Regions from separate parts of the Mus musculus genome. Here region 2 is linked to region 1. A link is a contact called in ENCODE Hi-C data. All regions are on one chromosome and are shown on one strand. Each heading gives the region's core, a stretch centred on a gene start or an enhancer-like site at or near the end of the contact. The rest is flanking DNA. Distances are from core to core; before and after follow the strand shown.

The links. A loop is a pair of places that touch in the nucleus more often than their neighbours do.
Region 2: a loop to region 1 is called in a map of T-helper 2 cell, with 40 times the contacts of the local background. The contact joins the promoter of Zcchc7 here to the promoter of Tox in region 1. A Hi-C loop is called at or near these places in 2 of 37 maps with a recorded cell type or tissue (T-helper 1 cell and T-helper 2 cell).

The regions. Positions count from the first base shown.
Region 1 is chr4:6,987,775-6,995,726 of GRCm38, forward strand. It overlaps Tox (thymocyte selection-associated high mobility group box), which reads right to left and starts at 3,062. Exons shown (of 9, transcript NM_145711.5): 1 at 2,616-3,062. The coding sequence starts at 2,717.
Region 2 is chr4:44,752,324-44,760,275 of GRCm38, forward strand. It overlaps Zcchc7 (zinc finger, CCHC domain containing 7), which reads left to right and starts at 4,236. Exons shown (of 9, transcript NM_138590.4): 1 at 4,236-4,369. It also overlaps the pseudogene Gm12463.

The DNA of each region.
Region 1 (7,952 bases), core at 1,812-4,311:
ATTTAAAATAAACTGTGTATTCATTACAGCTCAGAAGGAAAACAGGTTTACTTTGCAATCTATCTCTATGGGGAAGCCTGATCCAACAGGATTTTGCTAAATATAGATACAGATTTATTTTTTTCATCTTTCCAAACTTCTCCCCTTCTTTCACATCTCCCTACACCTCACTGCTAAATGAGCACTGATTGTCTCGGTCCTAAGCAATTCAAATAGTGGAACTAGGCAGGAATTTTACACCAGTGCAAATCACCATGGGGTAGGGAACAAGTGCCTGGGCTTTGTGGGATCTTGAAACCTTCTCAGTGTGTTTAGTACAATCAAGAAGCAGTGACAAATATATTTGATAGACTGTGGCACAGAGATGGATAGGGAAAGAGTCCCTAGAGAAACCTTTCCAGGAGGTATTTTTCTACTAGAAGAAACAAGTCTTATGACTTTGCATTTTTAAAAATCCATTATTCCCCATCTAAGTTAAATAGAAGTCTTACAACTAGTCTATAGAAAGGATGGCTAATTTGCATTTAAAAAGAACAGTTTGCTTCTTACACACAGGGTGACTTAAAAGGAACTTCAATGGACTAGTAAAGAAATGGTGAAGACTTTCAAAATTAATTCATTCAATTCACAGCACAACCCTCTAAAATTATTTAAGGCACTTAAATTGGAAAATGATTTAATATATTGAAGTAATTCCTGATTTTCCAAAGCATTTAACTTTTAAATTAAATCTGACCCTACTATCACAGAAATAATGAGTGAAATGTGTATTCAAGTCATTACCTTCTTTTTTGGAACCCAAATTCACTGATAAATGTAATAGGACTTGTATAGTTTTATTGCCAAAAATGGTGTCAATCTTTTGATTCTGGTAACAACTACAGAACAGGTCTTTAATCTCCAAGACAGACTTTCTACTTTAAAGAAAAAAGTAACGGTATTCTGGTTATCAGGGGGGAAAAATATCAAGCATAAAGCCCTTAGTTCTAAAGTCAAAATATATTCTAGGCTGCAAGAATGGTGTTAGCAGCAGTGTAAAACTTCATTTCACCAACTTTGCTGTGCGTGCTGAAGTTCAACTTGCCCCTGGCCTCAAGACCTGTATTACCCCTTTGCCTAACTACTAACCTTTGCTCACAACTCTTACTGAATATTACAGTGGACATGGCACCCAGTTGCTTCTCTGTGGCGTGACTGTAGGCTTTGTAACTCACAGCTGTGTGTGTGTGTGTGTGTGTGTGTGTGTGTGTGTGTGTGTGTGTGTGTGTGTAATAATCAAGACTGAGAGCTGAGAACTACTAGCCTGTATGGTAGTAGAGAGTCCAGGAGGCAGGGGTGCTAAACACCTCTACATCACGTTTTAAAGTGAGGACTCCTCAGGAGACAAATGTTGGGAGTTTCAAAGACTTTCCCCAAAGAATTAATCTACTTGTCAGTGAAGTGCCTGAAAGGACTGGAAGAATCTGCCGGGGGTTTTTATCAAGCAAGAACTGGGAGTCCAAAAGGCTTGCCATGCATTTCAGAGACCTTCTTGTCCCCAGCAACCTCTATCAGCTAGGACTGCTTAGACAAATCCACCAAGCCCCAGGAGAGGAGAGATGTGGCCTGTGGCTGCTCTTGGAGACGATCCCTCCGGTCCCTCCGTGTCCCTCTCAGGTTTTGCGTGCATGAAGCCAGGAGAGCAATTACTTCCCTAGAAACTCCTGGCTGTCCTATCCTTGGGCCAAGCTGAGCTCCGGGGCAGCTTCGCCAGAGTTCTCATTCTGGATCACCAGCATTAAATACCTTTCCGCTGTCCTGTGTGGCCCAAGTCAGCAGACTATGATGTAGCCCAGCCAGGGACCCTGCTTCAGCCAGGCAAAGAGCGTCGGAGCTTTACACTTGAATGCAAAGCGCTAGCTTGGCTTCCTGTAAACTTGCTATTTCCACACCCCACACCCCCCAAACGAGATCTGTTCCCCCAAATCATAATGCGACTAGCCCACAGCGTCCTGGTCTCGAGGGCCAGCGTCCGAACTCCAGTTCGGCGGCCGGAACAGAAAACAAAAGAGTTACAGAATAATTTTCACGGTGTGGGAACGCCGGATCCTCCGGGGTCCCTGCACCCCGACTCCTAGCTGCTCCTCTGGCAAGTGATCCGGAGCAAGGAAGCGATGCCACGAGCCCCCGCTGTCCAAGAAAGGGAGGGAGAAGAAGGAACTAGAATATAAACTGAATTCTCCTACTCTGCCTCAGTTCCCAGACCCCAGACACACCCCCAAAGTATTCCGTGGGTTTTCTCTCTCGATCTCTCGCTTTTTTTTTTTTTTTTTTAAATGTCTCCCGGCAAACCTAAGCAGGGATCCTTAGTGGCGAACAGCAGGAAGGAAAGAATCCGAGCAAATCGTGTCACTTTCCGCACAATCGCGTTGTTTGGCAAACCCCCGGAGCTGCTCCACAATATTTACTACCCGAGCGCACGCAGCGCCGCCGCGGGCTGCGACCGAGCGCGCCCGGGACGGGCCTCTGCGAGCCGGCCCAGTCCGCCCAGCGGGCCCCATCGCGGTCCAGCCACCGCTGCCCCCCTCCCGGGATCGAGCCGCCAGAATCGGTGCAGACAAAAGCAGAGTGTTCACCTTGTTGCAATAGTAGGGGTCCAGGCAGGGAGAAGGTCCCAGACAAGGAGCGGCGGGCGCAGCAGCGGGCTGGGCTGGAGGAGGATAAAATCTTACGTCCATTTCACTCTCACATCAAGCAACTCCTTTTCTTTTCCTTTTTGAAAAAAAAAAAAAAAAAAAAAGTGCTCAGAAAAAAAAAAAAAAGCTCAGACGGAACAGAGAGGCGTCTGGGCTCAGGAGTAAAAGAAACACCTTCCTTCCCTCACATCCGTTTGTGGTTTGTTTAAGAAGAGGAAGAAAAGAGAGAGAGAAAAGAGAGAGAGAGGAAAAAAAAAACAGAGGGTGGAAAAGCGCTCAACTCTCCCCCCCAAGCCGTGGCGCGCACCCGTCCACACCGAGCGCGCAGCCTGCCTGGTCCGCTCGGCCCCGGCGCTGTCGGCCCGCCGCCGCCGGGCAGGTAACTTCACGCGCTCATTGTCCCCCCCGCCCGCCGCCCCATCCCCGCCTCCCGCGCCCTTCGCCGCCCGGCACTCGCGCTCGGGCTCGGGGTACTGGGCGTTTTATTGGAGACTCTGCCTTGCTTTGCTTTTAGTTTTTCTCCACGTTAGAGGCCTGGGATGGGGGAGTGATGGAGTGTGTGTGGTGTTGCAGGGGAGATCAAGATCGGAGGACACTAGTGCCCCGGACCGGCGGGGTGCCGACAGAGGCTGGACGCGGCCCAGAGGGTACAGTTGGGGACCGAGAACCAGGCGAGGGACAAACGCAGAAGAAGGGAATGCGGCTCGATCAGTAGTGGCGGGACCCCGGGCAGCGTCAGTGCCCCAGTCAGCACCCCCGGGTGGGTGCCATGGAGGTGGATACAATCACACAAAGGGGCTGGAGAGACTGAGCAAAGGCTGACTGGGGCACCGTGGGGCTCGCACAGCAAGGGGGCGCTGTGGCGCACCCCCGCCCAGCACCCGCAGCCCCACCCCCGCCCCACCCCATTCTTTGAGCCCCCCACCACTTACTCCTGCCCGCTAGCTGCACTGCCAACCTCTGCCCCGCGCGGGAGGTAGAGGAGAGGCTGTCTTGTGGCGCTGCTCGGGAGCCTGCAGGGAGCGCAACCTCTGCCCCATTCTAGTGTGCAGCTGACCAAGGGACCCCAGTTGATCTCTGTGCGAGGAGCGGTGCTCCTGGAGTTAGTGCTCAGAGAGCCTCGGCATTCGGCTTTGGTTCTCAGTGGGAGGGTTTGCAGAGGCTGAGCCTGCCCTTGCGGGACTAGCAAAAAAGACTCCAGGGGTGCTTAGAAGGGTAAATAAGGAAACAGTTATCAGCACACCATGCGCTACAGGGAACACATCTGGGCTAGTTACTTGCCTCTTGGAATTATACTTTCACTGTTGGATTCCCAGTAGCACTCTTGGAGCTCCACTGCCCACCCCAACCTTCACGAATCAGCTGTCTGCTTCCCTGGGCTCTCTTTGTTGGTAGGATAAAGATATCATCCATATTTTGCTTTACTTCGTCAACCCCAAAAACTTGCAATATTGTGTCCCCTGGCATCTGGGAGAGTTTTGGGACCCTGATGACTGTCCAGCGGACATCTTACGTTCTCCCTGAGAAAGACTTTAGAGAGAAGTTAATATAGGGGTGGGCAATGTTTACCTTTCAAGGGTGAATTCCTGATTGCTTCACACCTTAGGGGCCTAAGACCCTGTAAAAAAGTGGAAAATTCATGTCCACAGGTATCTGTTTCTGGCGTCAAAGAATATATGGAAACAGTCTTGTTACCTCCCATCCCCCACCCCAAACCGTTTTTAGTACATGGTGGGTAATAGCCAGCTACTCTCTAGCTCTCTGCAGCCTTTTCCAGGTTTCTCTTCCCTTATAATAGGAGCACCAGTCAAATGCAAAGATCTGAGGAAGCAACAGATGCCCTGTAAGGATAGTAAATTAGCATCCTGGGGTTCTCTCCTCTATGCAAAGGCCTTTGGAAACTTTTCCTTGACTTTGGTTTCCATCCATGGTAGCCTCTTTCTCTTAAACTGTTGTCCTCAGGTCTTCCTTTTATGGGTAGGAAGAACACAGCTTCTTACCTTAAGAGTAATGTGATGGATGTTGGCTTTAGAAATGAGGAAGGATTTTCACTCTGCATTCAAACCCTCTGAGTCACAAAATAAGTGAAAGGGTGATCTTTCCTCTATTAAAGGTCTTTACAATAACAAGTACATAGGTTCAGGGCTTCATAGCACCGATTTTAAAATTCATTTGTAGATGTTAAAGTGGGTGGGGCTATAAAAAGTCTGTAGCTTTAAATAAACACGTAATCTCAAGTTTCTGTCATCAACAAATTATACTGTATAAAGTTTGAGGTTTATAAACTTCCCTAGGATTCATAATCAACTTCTGTTTGGCCCTCGGGCCAGCAGAAAGATGGGCTGGTTTATCGCTGGAATGGTCCTTGCTGTCAGTGTCTTGACTCCTTGGACATACTGGAGGTACCACATCACGTATTTCCACTACCATTATGAGAAACCCAAGGGCCAGAAACCTGTGTCTTACCTCTGCAAGCAACCTGATTTCTTTCACAGGAAGTCTGTGGAGTCAACATGAGAGCTCTGCATGCTAAGGAATTTGAGCTAAAAGTACATTAACCACGAGAGAGCTTAACACTAAAGCATGGTCATCAATATAATAACTTTAAATACCCACCATTGTCTAACATCCTACTCAAGGTCTACATTTTACTGAGTAGTAATATTCCATTCCACTTAAGGAAAATTTAAGTGGCTACACTTTGGAGTAAATACTACTTTAAAAATGAGATAGTTCTGTCCATAGCATGTTGAGTTACTCAATTATTTCTCCAGCCATTTATTTGTATAGTAATAAGCAAAGGGGGGTGGGGGCTGCATATGGCTATGAAAAACAAAATAATAACAAAATCAATACTTAAAACTGGGCATAGCAAGGAAGTAGAGGCTCATTCATTGAGAGGTGAATCATAATGGAAATGTGGCCCTTATACACATTGGGATTCTATGCAGCTGTAAAAGAAAAATGAAACCTGGAAAATGGATGGAGCTAGAAAGTATTATAGTGAGTTAGCTCAAAAAGACCAAAATTGCGTTCAGTCATATGCAGACCGTAGTTTAATACAGTCATATGTATGTATAAAAGCAAGGGTAAGTATGTATGTAGGGCATGAAACTAGAAAGGAAAACGTGAGATGGGACTACAGAGTTGAGGAAGCCGGGAGAGAAGGCAATAGAACACAGGAGACAGGGAAACAGAAGATAGAACAGGCAGATTCAGTGGAAGGGTATGAGGAGGGAGGGTCAGAGAGATGAGAAGAATCAACAACCCAAGGCTTGTTTGAAAATGCCATAGGGAAGATCAATACTGTACATGTGTTAGTTTAAAAATAAGTCTAAAAAAAGAGAGAGATACAGAGAAATAAAAAAATTCAAGGTCATTTTTGGCTACACAGAAGACTGGAGGCTAGCCTGGGGTACAAGAGCTCCTGCCAAATACAAATAAAATAAGTAAACAGACAAATTACAGTAAAATCATAAAATGTCCTGCTTAAAATGATCCCTGAGCTAGATGATGTATGGTCTTTAGAATCTTTTCCAAACTTGGGTCAATGATGTCATGTTTTTTTTTTTGATTGGATATTTTATTTATTTACATTTTAAATGTTATCTGCTTTCCTGATTCCCCACTAGAAGTTCCCTACCCCATCCCTCCTCCTCCTGCTTCTATGAGGGTGTGCCCCAAACATTCACCCACTCTTGCCCTCGCATTCTCCTACACTGGGTTATCGAGCCTTCACAGGACCAAGGGCCTTTTCTCCCATTGATGACCGACAAGGCCATCCTCTGTTACATATATGGCTGGAGCCATGGGTCCCTCCATGTGTACTCCTTGGTTGGTGGTTTAGACCCTGGGAGCTTTGGTTGGTTGATATTGCTGTTCTTCCTATGGGGTTGCAAACCCCTTCAGCTCCTGTAGTCCTTTCTCTAACTCCTCCATTGGGGACCCTGTGATTAGTCTAATGGTTGACTGCAAGCATCACCTCTGTATTTGTCATGCTCTGGCAGAGCCTCTCAGGAGACAGCTATATCAGGCTCCTGTCAGAAAGCACTTGTTGACATCCACAATAGTGTCTGGGTTTGGTAACTGTATATGGGATGGATCTCCAGGTGGGGCAGTCTCTGGATGTCCTTTCCTTCAGTCTCTGCTCCACTCTTTGTCCCCATATCTCCTCGCATAGGTATTTTGTTCCCCCTTCTAAGAAGGACTGCAGCACCCACACTTTGGTCTTCCTTCTTCTTGGGCTTCATGTGGTCTGCGAATTGTACCTTGGTTATTTGGAGCTTTGGGGCTAATATCCACTTCTCAGTGAGTGGGTATTATCACGTATCACAGATGCTCATACCTGGCCACCAGCACCAAGCATCCAGGGTCTATTCATTTAGGGGTGTACTTGGCCTAAGAAATGACTTTAACCCCCTGGCTTTAAAATTCTCAGGAAAACCACTGGCCTATTACTAAGATGAGCATGCAGAAAATGGTAAGAGCAATAAATGTTATTAGATATGCAAGGTTATCTTTTGTGTTGGTCCTCATGATCCACTGAGAATCTAAGGACACTGAGAGAAAAATGTGTGTCCATAAACAAGCCTCTCCTTGCTAATTTATTGTCATATGACTAATATTTTGACTTGTGAAATACCTATGATGTCTTAGACCTGATCTGAGTATCTTCACATTTATTTTCATAGTCTTACTTAATCTTATAATTTTATAAGTTACATTGAAAAGCCTAACAAAACATAGCCAGAGTGTGACTTCACTGTCACCCATGTTAATTGTAATTATAGTTTTATAAATTGTTGTGTTTTCAAATTTGCAAAGATTTGCACTGGCCACCTTTCATGTTTACTGATCCTTGCTGTTACACACATGAGATCCTGTAGGCAATTTACCTAATCACATACAAAGAAGGCACAGACTTATGAAAATCATTTGATAAAAAAAAGTGGTATTCCCTGTTCAGCATATTTTGTTAGAGTTTGCTAGTAGTTGCTCTCCAAGGATGTCCTCTGTAGACAACCTACCAGGATAAACCATCCTGTATAGGGACTAACTGTATAAGGCTAGGCATTAATACCCAACTTCCACTGAGATGGGTTGTATGGCTAAAGTAGGAGTCAGTCCTTTATTAGCATCTGGCTACAAGGATGGATATTCAGAGCTAGCTGATTTAGCCTCTTTTCAGTAGAAGACAGCTCCCAGAACCTTAAAGCAAACTATTTGGGCCCTTTTTTGCCTCCTTGTATTGTAAAGCATGTCGTTAATGCAGGCATA
Region 2 (7,952 bases), core at 2,986-5,485, about 38 Mb after region 1:
CCCTGACCCAGGGGTGCTTCAGGACTTGGGCCAGGCTCAGCCGCTCTGAAGGATGGTACCTAAGAAGCTTGGAGATCAAGTCCTGGGCTCCTGCAGGCACTGATGAAGGAAACTTAAAATCCACCTGGCGGATGCGTCTGTATGTCTCACTGGAGGTGCTGCTCTCAAAGGGTGGCTTCCCCACCAGCAGCTCATAGCAGAGCACCCCAATGCACCACAGATCAACCATCTCATTGTACGGTTTCTGCGCTATCATTTCCGGGGGCAAGTAGTCCAGAGTCCCACACATTGTCTTTCTCCTGAGAGAGGGGGTATGCACAGACCACCCAAAGTCTGAGATCTTCACCTCACCATTGAGGCCCAGCAGGAGATTCTCTGGCTTGATGTCCCTGTGAATCACCTTCTTCTCATGGCAGTAGGTCAGGGCATCTGACAACTCCTGTATTATCGTGGCTGTACGCTGCTGGTCCAACTTCTGATGTCTCTGAAGCTCCTTATAGAGCTCTCCTCCTGGAGCATACTCCAGAATTAAGTATATCCGAGTGTCATCATAGAAGTAGTTGTACAGGCGAAGGATGTTCCGGTGTTGTAGGTGTGCCTGGATCTCCACTTCCCTGCGAAGTTGGTGCTCCAATCCCTCCTTCTCTATCTCAGACTTGAAGAGGACCTTCAGGGCCACGATGAAATGATTTTCCTTGAGCCGAGCCAAGTACACACGCCCAAATTTCCCCCTGCCCAGAGGACGCCCGATTTCAAAGTCATTGATGGTGAAATGCTTCCTGGTTGAGGTGCTGGGCTCCATCTGGCCAGTAGCTAAGGAAAGAGAGAAGAAAAACGGGTCTGGTGATGCTCAATAGCAACCCTAGTCTGTGGGACTTGTCTCCATTTCTTTAGAAGATTTATTTTTATTTCTCTGTGCAGGTGTGTGCCTGTGTGACTGTCTGCTATGTGTACGCAGGCATCTGCAGAAGTCAGGAGAGGGCATCAAATCACATGGGGCTGAAATTACAGGCAGCTGTTACAGAACTGCCAAGGGGCTGCTGGGAACTGAACTCTGGTCCTCAGGAAGACCAGTAGGCACTCACCTGCTGAGCCATCTCTTCAGTCCCCGTTCTGATTTCTTGGGCTTTTCACTTTCGAACAATCCTTTACTTTTAGACAAGGCTATCTAAACATTGTCTTTAAAAAATTTTAATGAATATTTTGCTTTCTGTAGGTGTTGTGCCAGTTGTAAACATCAAAAGACAACATTAGAACTTGTACTCTCAAGTAGTTTTACAGCCCAGCCTAGCTGGGATAGAGCTATGAGAACAGTGAGAGGGAGGTTCATACAATGGGTAGGAAATCCTATAAGCCCATCCTGTGTGTGTGAATGAAGTTTCTCTGAAGGCTTGGGATTTTAACAGAAGAGACTAAGAGAACACTGGACGGGCAGAGGGTACTTCGCAGGCAGAGGGGGTTGCTATGAAGACACAGATGTGGGAGAGCATCATGCGTTAGCAGCTAACTGCTCAGAATTCAGCATGTTAGTTAATGACACCCCATTGCTTTGAGCTGATATGGGTTTACTTTGCATATATGTGTATACACATGCACGTGTCTCACCAGAGGTCAGAGGATAATCTATGGGAGTCAGTCATCTCCTTCCACCACTTCAGTTTCAGAAATCAAACTCAGGTGGTCAGGCTCAGCAGGAAGTGACCTCACCCACTGAACTATCCCTCAGTCCTCCACCTTTTAAGGTATTTTGTTGGCTGCATGAGTAACAGTGAGAGGCGAGGCCACAGCCATTAAGGGTTATGCTCATTAGCTTTACATTCTCAAGAGAAACAAGGTAAAGGAGCAGCATATTTATTCTGGCTCACACCTCTCTCTTTATCCCCTTCTAACTCTGTCTGGGTGCTTAGTTTCCCTGGATGGTAGGTACAGCTCACATTTAGGTCCTGACCTAACTCCCTCACTGAAAATATGCTCACAGGATACCCAGAAGGGTTCATCAGTGCTTTTCAGTTTGATTAAGCTGATAAACTCAAGATTAAGCAGTATTCACTACTTCTGGCAGTTAGAAATCTGTTCATCTGAGTCGGTTTCTCCTTTTTTGTAAATAGAAATTAACACTAATAATAAAAATAATCACTGAGCACGGTGGCACACGCCTTTAGTCTCAGAAGCTCAGCAGGCAGATCTCTGAGTTCAAGGCCTGTATGGTCTGTATAGAGAGTTCCAGAACAGCCAGGACTACACAGTAAAGAGATCTTGTCTCAAACAACCAAACACACATAATAAAAAAAAGTTAGGTTTTTAAGGTTAGGTTAGGTTGCACCAACTTGCAATCCCAGTACTTGAGTTTAAGGCTGGACTAAGCTCTGTAGTAAAACCTAAAAAACTAGCAAAAGGGGCAGCAAAACAATATTGTTATGAATGGGGGTACCTGGTGGGTACTTAGCTCATGCCAAGGCATATTCCTGAGTAATTATGCCATGCAACAGATCTGGTATAAAAGAGGTTTCCTGGGGGAAGGGAGAGGACTGAGGACCTGGGACAGGGTAGGAAAGGGTATAGAGGCAGGCAGGGGCCACGAGGGCAAGAGGTAGGGGGACCTCTGAGGACAGACGGGGGAGAGGGAACTCTGAAAACAGAGAGGGGGGAGGGGAAAAAAGAAAAAGGAGAGGACATATGAGATTATGGAACACACAGAGAGCCGGGTGGCCAGCAGTCCTTTTATAGGTCCTCTAATCCCTTGCTCGGTCCCTGGGAGGAGTCTAGTGAAATCACCTGTAAGCTAACAATATACTAAGAGGAGTTATTATGGCCCTTGATTAAAAATTCAGTCTTTTAATACACACATACACACACACAAACACACACACAGCATTCCTTTGGCACATATTCCCTGAACTGTCCAAACATGTGACCTACTTCTATACCACTTTTTCTATCCCCCAAATAGGTTTTTCAATTTTGCCTTTTTATAGTGTCTTGTCCCTTTCTTTCCTAGCACATAACCATAATGCTAATCGAATTTTGTAATTATTTTCAAACTCCTAATACTGTAACAAGACCTTAAAATTCTTCTACTTTATCTGGACTTTCTAGAACAGCCTGACATTTTCCTGAAACTCTTCCCCCAACCCCCCTATAATTTAGTTTAAGTAAATATAAGCTTAGTTTTCTAATAACGTAGAAGGCTGACAGCTTGGCTCTAATATGTTCAATAAATGTTGGCAAAAAGATTTAAAATCAAACTCATCTATCAGGGATGTTGTCAGTACCTAATTCGGTATTTGTAAAGTTGCTTAGATGAACTTATGTTTGTTTGTGTTTGACTGTGACAAGGTCTTAAGTAGCTCAGGCTATCTTTGACTGCTCCACGTTGCTAAGGATGAACTTGAATTCCTTATTTTCCTTTTTCCACCTCCTCTGTACTAGGCTGCTTATGTGGTGGAACTTAAAAATGAACCCAGGGCCTTCTATGCGGTAAGCAAGCACTTTACCAACTGGGTTACACGTCCAACCTCATAATTAAAGTTTTTTTGTTTTTTTGTTTTTTCTTAAAGGTGTGACCAAGGGAACCAATGCTGGAGGCCGTGAACACCGTCTCCTAGTACCAGAAAGAACAGCATTTACTCCGTGTTGCAGGAGTGCAGCTCTTCACGGTTCACAAACAGTTAACAAGGCGGAAGCACCTCCGAGTGCACTTTACAACCTAAGGTGAGAAAAGCCGTGCGGTCACTATTCCCACTAGCGGAAAAACCAAAACCCAAACCAGACACTCTCAAAAATGCCTCTTCCCGCGCTGGCATTATCAAGGTCCCTCTCCGAAGTCACCTACTAACCCTAAATCCCCTACTAACTCTGACCTCCACCCGGAAAAGGGGCCGATTTGCTCTGCGCCACGTGTTACTACGAGGGCGTCACCCAGAGCTAGAAAAGAGACAGCCCCTGCCGACCGGACCAAGGTATCATGGGAATTGTAGTTTTCTTTCCAACACGGGAGTAAGTGAACTCGCACTTACTTTTGCCCTTCAAGTAGCTTCTATTTAGTATAACTCATAAGATAAAAATATGCACCATAATTTTTTCAGCCGAGATTTCTTTTCGAAAGGAAGGATGAAGAAAAAAAGAACAAAACCAAACACAAAGTTTATAGGCGGAGAAAACAAAGGGTTAATAAGCGTTACGCATGCGCTCGGAGGACTCGCGGGTTGGGCGGAAGGACAGCTCCCAAGAGCTCTGTTTTCCCCGGAAGTACCTTCTCCTCCCTGGAGTCCGCGCGGACGCGGCTTCCTTACCTCATTTGTCCTCGCCCCTCCCCGTTCCTCTACGCGTTTCGGTTCCTGGTTGGTGCTTCCTGGTCGCGGCCGCGGCAGTGAGTATGTGTGTGACGGACCCCGAGCTGTCCCGCGGCCGGGGGACCCCTTCCCCTCTCCGCCTCGCCCGCGGAGCTGTGGAACTAATGCGTGCCCCTCTCTGGCCTTCCCCTCCCGGTCCTTCGGGGCTCAGCGCAGTGCAGCGCAGCAAATGGCCTCTCAGCTCCGTGCCGCCCCACGCGGCTCAGTGACCGGGCTGGGGTTTGGCGGCCCGAGACCAGGGCTTGGGCAAGGCTGGGCGGCGATGGCCTTGACGGGCACGTCTTCTCTGTCGGCGTTACTCCACCGCCTCCCACGGTTCACCCGTCCTGGGGAGGTGGGCCAGTCCCGAAATGTGGAGGTCTCCCTTCGCTGAGGGGAACCTGGCCCTCAAGGATGCGTCCAGTCGGGGGCCACCTTAAGCTGGTGCTGTCAAGTAGCCGCTTCACGAGTAGACACAAAGAATCTGGGAACTATGCCCCATTCCTTATATAAAACCAGGGTATCCTAAGATGATCCTCTGCCCCCGCGCCCGCACACCCTAACAGCAGACAGTTGTAGTCAATTTTACTGTGGGGAAATCGAGGTTGGGAGTTGGCAGCCCCCAGTTCCAGCCATCACTGATTAGCTGCCGACGCTCAGAATACCTTTAGGTCGAGTTTACTGTGATTTCAAGTCTCAGGGTTGAATGAAGGAAACTTTTTTTTTTTTTTTTTTTTTTTTTTTTTGAGACAGGGTTTCTCTGTATAGTCTTGGCTGTCCTGGAACTCACTTTGTAGACCAGGCTGGCCTCGAACTCAGAAATTCGCCTACCTCTGCCTCCAGAGTGCTGGGATTAAAGGGGTGAGCCACCACGCCCGGCAGAAGGAAACTTTTAAGGGCCTTTTTTAGCCCATTGGATAATTTTTTTCCTGAGCCTGTTTTTCCCAAGTATAAAATCACCCTTAATTTAATGACTAGGCTCCCTTCAAAAGCTCTCGACTTGGTGTTGAACATTTAGACCTTAAATTGCAGCGTGTGTATTTAAGACGGTGTTGTGCTTTAGGGACAGTTAATTATTGTCATTTAGTCAGAGGATGGGGAATGATCTGAGGGAAGAATTGGAAGTGAAAATTGTATGAAAACTACACGATTAACAGTGCATGGGACAAATAGGAGAAGCACTGTTTCCAGCAGAGTCCAAAGAGTAGTTAGAAGTTAACATCAGTAAATTTAGCATGCATTTCTGACATGGAGACAAGCCCATTGTTTCTCTCTTTGATGGTCCCATTTGGATTCCTTACCTCCTTTGATTGGAAGTGACAGTAACATTTGAAAAAGGGGCAGACATTTTAACTTTTGTAATTGGTTTTGTTTCTGCCTTCACTGAATCTCAGTAGCACACTGAGATTCTTGTAAGTTATAAACCTAAGTGGAGAATAAACTATTAGTCATTTTATCCATTGACAACTGTGGATTTAAAAATTCAGCCCTCAAGGTGGGGTCCAGCCCCAGGTAGAACACTGGCTTAGCATGTCCAGGCCCCTGGATATAGTCCCCAGCACCATCAAATGAATAAGACCAAATTTGGGATTTAAATCTACCTCAGATGACCTATAGCACCCAGAAAGAAGCTCTAAGCTGGAAATACTTTGAAAGAAAATTAAGAGCAAAGCGTCTAGAATGACTAGTAGGTAATCTTTTAAGGGGGAATATTGGCTTTTAAGTCTTGGTAAATTCTGGAAACCTAATTAACCTTTGTTAGTTTAAAGAAATTCAATGACTGTCCCCCCCCCCCAAAAAAAAAAAACCACAGTGAGTGGTTTTATATTCTTTCTTTAGATAAGCTTCTTTTCCACTTCTGATATTTTAGATTTTAAAATGTGATCAGTCTTCTGAGTTGCTGTGCTTTGATAACATCTTTTGTTTATTTACTCTTTGGGGATGGGTTCTAGGGGTTAAGACAGGAACTTCTGACCAAATGCTAGGATTATTGTGTGTCCCTGTGCCCTACCACACAGAACTTTGATAAAGTTTAAGTACCAGTTAGGTTCTTAAATAGTAAATTTGTAAGTTTAAATGTCTACTACTCCTTTTAATTAAAATGTCTGTTTCAGGTTTGTATTCCCTGTGGAAAGTTAATGTATATGTCAGATAAATGTAGGTGTTTAGCCAGTACACATATAGCAGTATTTGTAGTGATGATTAGCTTAGATCAGGAACATGTAAATCATGCTAGCCGAGTTCTTAACCAAGTGTCCAGCCTTAGGGAGGCCTCCTTGTGTCTTTGGACCTGTTTCTTCAAATGTTTCTAAAGGGAGTTTTGTGAAAACAATCCAGCAGGTACTTTTTAGATGTAAATGTTTGTCAGAAACATGTGTTAGCTGGTTAAGTATGCTCAGTAAAAAGCTGAGAAAGCCTTCTGCGTCAAAAAGCGTGTGTGTGCACATGCAGATACACATGCAGATTCATACTCATCCTTGAGTATACTTTTTAAAAATTAAGTGAATTTGATTGAAATTAACGTTGTAACAAACCAAAACAGCTTGAGGCAAACCTTAACTTTGGCATATATGAGCTATATAAATATAAAAGCGTATGTTATGCCAGAACACAGTTTTCAAGTACAGAAGGAACAAAATCCTCTTAACTGCCATAGGGGTTAAATTGTTAAATTCATTTTTCTACCTTTCATGGGAAGAGATAAATCCTTAGACCCAAAGAAGTCCGTTTTTATTATGGCTCTGTAGTTTATTTTTGGCATATATTCACAGGTGTGCCTATGGCTCTATTCTTAATCCCTTTCCTTTGGGATGGCTCCAAGAGTGGTACAAATTTGTAACTCTGTAATTTAGCTCTTTCATTTTTTTTTTTTTTTTCCTGTCTGCCCTGGAATTAGGTTTTATCTTAAGTCCACACTGGATCCTCTGGATGGGTCCACTGAGGATTTTGAAGGAAGCATAATTCCTTGACTTCTTTTAGAATTAATTTACCTATTAAATAAAAAAAGGAAAGAATTCATCTTTCATTTGAAGTCCTCTGAGGCTAACATTTCAATATAAACCGATAAATGTCATGAGCATTATTATTCAGACAGCCACATTCCTCTGGAATGACAATAACAGCATAGAACTTGAAAATAACTTGAAAGATCACATGGAGGGAGCAAGTACATTATAGCCTTTAAAGGAAAAAGAAATTAATTGTGTTTTGTTCTGTTTTGGTTTATTTTGAAATAGTATCTTCTAGCTCAGACTGACCTTGGAATTTACTGTGTAGCTAAGGATAGTCTGGAACTCTGTATCTTCTTGCTTCCATCTGGAATTACACCAGAAGTCATTTATTTCTGGAAAACAACACCCAAACTCTAGCTTGAGTGTATACTTTTTTGGCTCTTAGATTCCTGGAGTCTGCTGGTTCTCTTAACAAAACAGACAAAACACCTTGAAGTTCTGGCAGAAACGCAAACCTAGGAAAACAAAGATTGTTTCTTAATTGTATTTGTAAAGCTGAAAGTGGAAGGAAGAGTAAGTTGGCACTGTTACTTTTGTCTAGGGTGCTCCTGGTGTTTAGACAAGCGTGATTTCCTTTCCTCAGAACTGTTATTTTGATCAGCATTCCATT